Linked DNA regions of Homo sapiens: region 2 is linked to region 1. A link is an interaction called in ENCODE POLR2A ChIA-PET data of the cell type or tissue named here. Cell type or tissue: PC-9. All regions are shown on one strand.

Region 1 (4,000 bases):
AACCAATTTTTGTTTCTTTTAGAGAGCCTCTCGCTGTTTGTTATCTAGGTTGACAACTAATTTAATCACAATAAAATCCACACTCCAAGCTAGGAGTGGCCTGTGCCTGTAGTCTCAGCTACGTGGGAGGCTAAGACAGGAGAATAGCTTGAGCCCAGGAGGTTGAGGCTGCAGTGAGCCATGATTGTGCCACTATACTCCAGCCTGGGCGATAGAGCAAGACCCTGCCTTAAAAAAAAAAATGGCTGGACACGGTGGCTCACGCCTGTAATCTCAGCACTTTGGGAGGCTGAGGTGGGTGGAGTACTTGCGTTCAGGAGTTCGAGACCAGCCTGGGCAATATGGCAAAACCCTGTCTCTACTAAAAATACAAAAAATTAGCCGGGCATGGTGGTGCATGCCTGTAATCCCAGCTACTCTGGAGGCTGAGGCAGGAGAATCACTTGAACCCAGGAGATGGAGGTTGCAGTGAGCCAAGATCGCGCCACTGCACTCCAACCTGGGTGACAGAGCAAGACTCTGTCTCTAAACAAAAACATAAACAAACAAAAAACTTCCTAAATCCATTATCCCCATACTCTGATCTGTGCCTGCCTCTTAGATGCCGCCTCCTGCCATTCTGCCACTTGCCTCTTCTTGCCAGCCTTCTTTCCATTGCTCACACACACCAATCTCATGCCCGCTTCTACACCTTGGCACCACCATTCCCTCTGCTGGGAAAACCTCCCTCATGGTCTCTTCATTCACACGTGGCTGGGATGTCATCTCCTTTTGGTGGGCGTCCCTGACTACCTTATCGAAAGCAGTATCTCCTCTCCCCATCACAGCCTCCGTCCTTTAGTCAGTTGTGCTTCTCTTCAGAGCACTTACTTCTCTCTACCTGACTTCATATCGTAGATCTGTTTGCTTTTTATGCATATGGAACTTTCTCTTGGTCACTGTTTTGGTTTTTTACAGACAGGGTATTGCTCTGTTGCCCAGGCTGGAATGTAGTGGTGTGATCATAGCTCACTTCAGCCTCAATCTCCTGGGCTTAGGTGATCCTCTCACCTTGACCTCCCAAAGTGCTGGAACTATGGGCATGAGCTACCACCCCTGGCTAATTTTTAATTTTTTTTTTCTTCTTTTTGAGATGGAGTTTCGCTCTCGCCTCCAGGCTGGAGTGCATTGGCGCGATCTCGGCTCACCGCAACCTCGGCCTCCCAGGTTCTTAATTTTTTTTTTTTTTTTTTTTTTTAGAGATGGGGTCTTGCTATGTTACCCAGGCTGGCTTTCAATTCCTGGGCTCAATCAATCCTCCCACCTTGGCCTCCCAAAGTGCTGGGGTTACAGGCGTGAGCCATCATGCCTAGTCTGTCTTGGTCATTGTTGTCTCTTTCTCACACAGAGCAAGAGGAACCCCATAAACTGTTGTTTCCTGAATGATGGAACCATCTTGTTGGGTTAGACCTGCTCTTATCCCATTTTATAGATGAGAGATCTAAGGCTCAGGGAAGTTAAGTCACTCAGCTGACAGGTAATGGAGATGGGTTTCAAATCCAAGCAGGCTAGCTTCAGGATTTGGCTGAGCAGCTGCAGGTTTCTTGTATTGGTTAGTTACAATAATGCTGTGTAACAAACCACCCCAAAGCTCAGTAGCATGTTTTTTTAGCTTCTGAGTTTGTGGGTAGGGCATTTAGCTAGGCTTGGCTGGATGGTTCTTCTGGGTCATCTGTACCTTCTCATATGTCTGGAACTCAGCTGTCAGCTATTCCAGGTTGGTCTGCAACAGGTTGGTCTGCAAAACCAATCACGGCGGTTTTGCTTCAAGATGGCGTCACTCTTGACATGCAACAGGCTGCTTTCCCATACACGGCCAAGCCCAGAGTCCTCTCATCAGCTCAAAGTTCTTGGGCTCTGCTTCCAGGTAGGAGAGTCAGAGGCCGTTTAGGGGAGGACCTCAGGGAGCTCCCTTGTATGGCTTCTTTAAAGGACGCTCCCAGGTTCAGGATGCACAGGGTTTTGGCGGCGGGGGCCGGGGTGGAGGCGGCGGGGGGGGGGGGGGCGGGGTAGGGGGTGGGGAGAACGGAAATGAAGTAGGAGAGAGTAGTCAAGCAAAGAAGCTGTTGTGTCTGCATTTGCCATTTGGGTGTGGTTGTCTAGAGGAAGTTGGCAGGAAGCTTTGAAGGCATTCACATTTGCTGGTTGATGAGAAGTGAATGATTTGATGTTATTTGCTCTTAGTCATTGCATTATTTGCTCTTAGTCACTGCATTATCAGTTTTTGTTTTTGTTTTTTTAAATATATGTATGTATCTTTTCATTATATGTCTATGTTTTCTTAATTAATCTTAATCTTTCTTAATCTTAAAATGAAGATTTGCCTTTAGCTCCGTTAAGCATTGATTTGTAAATAAAGGTGCAGATAATGAGGGTTTCATGCATCTCAAGACCTTTGGAGCTCATTTCAAAATCTTTTCTCGTGTGCGCCTCATAGACCTGGATTCCATCCTGGTTCCATGTACGTGATTTGCAGAAGCCACTTAATTGTCATGACAGCTCTATGAAGCCAGACTGTGATTATTGCCATTTTATAAGCCAGGGAAATTTAGTGGTTTGTACAAACCAGTTTCCCAGGATTTTGGCTGCTTGTGAAAAATAACCAGACCCAGATGATTCCAGATGATTTCCCTGAGTAGAATGGGCTGGCTGGGCTGTCACCGGCAGATTAGAGACAGCTGTCTTGGCATGAGGGCCTGAGCCAGGGATCCCAGCTGGGTCTCATCTCTCCAGCATCACAGTAGAGGGCTGGTCTGGTCTGCAGCTGTCATTCTTACCGTTACTGTGGGTGTGGGCGTTTCCTGGTTCCTGATCTTCTGGAGTAACCTCCCTACCCTCAGGGCTCTTGGGCTTGGAGTGCCTTATATCTGTAATAGCAACGATGCTTTTACAGTTGGTGAACCCCAATACATAGATAGACAGATGGATATATAACTCAAACTCTCCGATAAGCATCTTTCAACCTTCCCTCTGAGTCATCATTAAGGACCTTTGGGTTTTTTCCCCTGTAGAGGCAATATTTGAGAGATTTATTGTTCCTGAGGATGCATTTGGAATGTTGGTTAATCGCCCAGGCTGGAGTGCACTGGTACCATCATGGCTCACTGCAGCCTTGACCTGCTGGGCTCAAGTGATCCTCCTGCCTCAGCCTCCTAAGTAGCTGAGACTATAGGCATGCACCACCATGCCCAGCTAATTTTTAAAATTATTTTTATTTTATTTATTAAAAAAATAGAAATGGGGTCTCGCCGTGTTACCCAGACTGGTCTTGAACTCCTAGGCTCAAGCAATACTCCTGCCTTGGCCTCCCAAAGTGCTGGGATTACAGGCATGAGCCACCATGCCTGGCTAATTTTAAAATTTTTTTCTAGAGTTGGGGGTCTCACTATGCTGCCCAGGTTGGTCTTGAAATCCTGGGTTCAAGCAATCCTGCTGCTTCTGCCTCCCAAAGTGCTGGGAGTACAGGCATGGGTCACCATGCCCAGCCCTAATAAGCATTTATTGATTTATCGATTGACGTGGACCGGGGCTGCTGTAGTCATCTGGAAGCTCAATTGGAGCTGGAGGATCTGCTTCTAAGATGGCTCCTTCACATGACTGGCAGGCTGTGCCTGCTGTTGGTAGAAGGCTTCAGTTCCTCAGCCCCATTGGCCTTTCTGAAGGCTGCCTTGTAGGGGCCAGCCCTACGGGGCTTAGCGGGTGTTCTCCCCATGTGCGGAGACGAGAGATTGTAATAAATAAAGACACAAGACAAAGAGATAAAGAGAAAACAGCTGGGCCCAGGGGACCACTACCATCAAGACGTGGACACCGGCAGCGGCCCCAAAAGGCTGGGCTCGCTGATATTTATTGCGTAGAAGACAAGGGGGCAGGGTAAGGAGGGTGAATCTTCTAAGTGATTGACAAGGTGAAGCAAGTCACGTGATCATAGGACGGGGGCCCTTCCCTCTTGGGTAGCCTA
Region 2 (4,000 bases), 420 kb after region 1:
AAGATGTACCTGGTAGCAGCTTGTCCACAGGGATCTGACGTAAAGGTGCTTTCTCATGGAAGCAAATTAATAATAAATGCTGCTTGTGTGAACACCTCCACTGTGCCAAGCATTAGGTCAGGTGACTGTGAATAATTTAACATTTATTCACAGATAGCATGAAAAGCCACAGTCCATTTGCCATTTAACTTATCTGATTGAGAGAAAACTGAGGCACAGGAAGGCACAGTCACTGAATCAGAGTCACACAAACGCAAAGGGGAGATCAGGGTCACATGAGGTCTGTCTGCAGCCACAGGCCCATCCTCTCCTCCACCAGAAGTGAGGGCTTACTGGGTTCCAAGCACCCCATAGTCATTTATTGGCTCAAATCCTCTCTTCTTAGGCATCCAAACCTCAGAGGAGTGAGAGCAAATGGTCAGCTGATTAGTCTATACTCCAGAACTAAATCACCTGCTTCAACCATCAAAGTCAGTGCAAAAAAAATGTCCAGGCCTCCCCCTCAGATCTTAACCCCCATCACTGAACCTGAAACTCTGTGTTTCCCAAAGTGTCCATGTCACTGTCATGAGAGGATCAAGGAGAGGACCTTGTTTTCTTTCCCCACTCACTCCCTACACCAGCACAGGCCCAGCGAGAGACACACACTCAGGAGCTCTCACATAACAAATGAAGGAATGGAATGAAGAAATGAATGATCCAAAACCTCTTTAGAGACTGGATCTTGAATGCAGAATCCTAGGAGGTTCTAGCCACACCTGTCCCTTGTCCTTCAGAGGCTGACACCCATGTTTCATCCCCCCACTACCTCTTGCCCCTAAAGCCACCCCACCTCATGTAACTCTGAAGCTCTTTGGCCACCAGAGGGTTCTCGGGGCTCCTTGGTCCTGGACTGTGGAACTGGGGGCAGCTGGTTCCTGGGGGCTCTGAAGTCAGTGTCTCCCTCACTGCTCACTGCCATGGTGTCTCTGCCTCTCTCTGCTTCTCTGTGTCCCTCATCTTCCTCCCACTTCATTCTGACTGGCAAGCCCTGTCCTGCACAGCTTCTTCCCCCACCCCTAGGCCTTCCCCAGACACTCCCTCTAACTAGGCTGGCTGTTCTATTCCCTTCCCGCTAACACTGTGGCCTGGCCCACCTCCCAGGAAATAGGAAAGGTGCAGAAATCACCTGGAGTTGCCACTCCTGCCAGGCTTCATCTCGAGCCAATGTCCCCAGGTCACTAAGAGAATGAGCTTCCACTGTATTCCCATCAAGGGCTCTTCCCCTTTGTGAGGCTGACCTGTGGACAAGACCATGGGACAGGGATAGGAAGTCCCTCCAACCACTCTTATCATTGTCAGACAAGTTCTTCTGGCCTCCTGCACACACACACACAAACACACAAATTTATTGAAATGGTGATTTTTAGTAAAGAAAGATTTTAATGACTCCAAGTCTGCCAAACAGGAGGACAGAGGTTTATTATTACTGAAATCAGCCTCCCCAGTGGATCAGGGCTTAGAGATTTTCAAGGATAGTTTCAGGGGCACAGGACTAAAAAATGAGTACTGCTGATTGTTGGTGATGGAATCATGCGGGCGGAGGGAAATGATCTGTTTGTGCTTGAATCTGCCTCTAGGTAGGGACCACATGACGGGCTGAGCCATTAGTCATAGGTATGGATGAGGTCAGCTGGTTGCCAGAATGCAAAAGAATGAGAAGCATCTCAAAAGACCAATCTCACGTTCTACAATAGTGATGTTATCTATAGGAGCAATTAGTTACAAATTTTGTAAACCCTTGCCAAATGACATTGCAGCAGTCAGGGATTATAGAAACTGTGCATACATTTTAGCAGAATTCAGTTCCCTCTTATAATCTAAATCTCATGGTCTTTCACTAGTTTGACAAAGGCAGTCCCTGGGCAAAGTAAGGGTGTTAGTTTTATGGAGGAACTATTATCATTCTTGCTTCAAAGTTAAACCATAAACTAAATTTCTCCCAAGGTTAGCCTTGTCTATGTGCAGGAATGAGTGAGGACAGCCAGCCTGAGACTAGATGCCAGATGGAGTCAGCCATGCTAGTTTGCTGTCACTGTTGTAATCTCTGCACTGACTCACCAGGGTGTCAGAGGCTGGACAGGCCTGCAGTCTCCAAAGCCCATGAGCTCATTTCACCTGTTTCACTCATGACTCCATCGTCAACGTGCTATGGAGCTTACATTCTCTGATCACTTCCTAGAGACTTCTGGCTTCGTGTCAGGCATATGACAAGCTTGAAATTTGTCACTCGGTTCTAACACTAAGTAAAAAGCTGAACAAACTCAAAAGTCAACAACTCATTAAAATCCCTTTGAGATGGCTGGGCACAGTGGCTGATGCCTATAATCGCAGCACTTTGGGAGACTGGGGCAGGCACAAGGTCAGGAGATGGAGACCATCCTGGCTAACATGGTTAAAGCCCATCTGTGCTAAAAATACAAAAAATTAGCTGGGCATGGTGGTGGGCACCTGTAGTACCAGCTACTTGGGAGGTCGAGGCAGGAGAATGGTGTGAACCCGGGAGGTGGAGCTTGCAGTGAGCTGAGATCATGCCACTGCACTCCAGCCTGGCAGAGCAAGAGTCTCTCTCAGAAAAAATAAAAATGCTGTAAGAGAAATGAAGAATTCTTTTGATGCTTACTGGTAGACTGCACACAGCTGAGGAAGGAATCCCTAGCTTGAGGATGTGTCAATAGAAATTTCCAAAACTGAAACAGGAAAGTCCAAAAAGAGTAGGGAAAAAAAGTGGATCAACATATTCAACTTCATATTTAATATTTTGTTTTGACAATAGCATTTTTAAAATTTTGTAGCTGTGGGACAACTACAAAGGCTGTAACACATACTTAAGAGGAATACTGGTGGTTTTGGGGACTAGTTGGAGGTGGCCAGGTGGGTGCTATCTGATGGTTTTACTGCCTGTGCCACATACAACTGTTTCCTCATGATGATGCCGTTTTCATAAGTTGGAGTTCTTCGTGTGGGGAGACACATGAGCCATTGGCATCTCACTTAGACTCCTTCTAATTCACACAAACTTAAACTCTAGTGGTGTTTCCTGAGCTTAACAGAAAATGAAGAAAGCATTTCACATACCTGTTTTGGGGTCCTCCCCATTTTTCCTAACTGCACAGAAATTAGAAGCAGGAAGTTCTTTCTATATTTACTAACATAACACACATCACTTCTTTTAATTTGGCATCCTTCCTCCTTTTATGTAATTGATGCACTGACCAGTTCTGTCCTTTTAACGGGACTCTCTCTACTTAAGGAGCTGCTAATTTCAAATCACCTTTGGCATCTTTCTTTGAGCATAATGTGATCCTGCTGGAATTCATGGCACACCTAAACCTTATGTTGGTCTCAAGAGAAATACTACTACCAGCAATTGATCTTAGATGTTTAGACCATCAGTAAAAATTTCCACTTATGAAAACATTTTAATGTTTCCTCCAAATTTTTTTTTTGTTACTAGAGTCAGAACACAACATGAGGTCTAATCTCCTGACAACTTTTTATGGGATAATTACAGTATTAAATATGGAGCATCCCAAATCCAGAAATCCACAATCTGAAATGCTCCAAAACTTTACACTTCTGACCACTGATGTGATGCTAAAAAGAAGTGCTCACTGGCGCATTGTGGATTTTAAATTTTTCAGATTTGGGATGCTAAACCAGTACATGTACTGCAAATATTCCAAAATAAAAAAAATTAGAATTCCAAAACACTTTGTTTTAACCTTTCTGCATAAGAAGCACTTTATCTGTATGAACTATAGGCATGAATCTGTACAGGAGATCTCTAGAACCTCCTCGTCCTGCATAACTGAAACCGCACACCCACGGAACAACACCCAATTCCCCTGATCCCAGCTCCTGGAAACTACTATTCTACACTCTGATTCACTCTGGAATCCACTGATATCAGGTACATAGAGTAGTCAAACTCAGAATCAGAGGGTAGAATGTCTAATGA

What was found. ChIA-PET counts read pairs that join two places held together with the same protein. Peaks named below come from ENCODE experiments on the same cell type or tissue, not always from the same donor. Only the 100,000 strongest peaks of a DNase experiment are listed, where the experiment ranks them.
Region 2: POLR2A ChIA-PET joins it to region 1 with 7 read pairs; 2 of 35 experiments call an interaction of 5 or more read pairs at or near these places.

The regions. Positions count from the first base shown.
Region 1 is chr19:43,437,468-43,441,467 of GRCh38, reverse strand. No RefSeq gene overlaps it. Among named protein-coding and RNA genes, the nearest start is that of TEX101, 25 kb to the right of the region's middle. In PC-9, no CTCF peak of the experiment used is centred here; DNase peaks (open chromatin) are centred at 2,167, 2,767 and 2,927; H3K4me3 peaks cover 471 bases; H3K27ac peaks cover 2,372 bases.
Region 2 is chr19:43,019,985-43,023,984 of GRCh38, reverse strand. All of the region lies in intron 2 of PSG11 (pregnancy specific beta-1-glycoprotein 11), which reads left to right. Among named protein-coding and RNA genes, the nearest start is that of PSG11, 4.5 kb to the left of the region's middle. In PC-9, no CTCF peak of the experiment used is centred here; DNase peaks (open chromatin) are centred at 1,664 and 2,164; H3K27ac peaks cover 946 bases.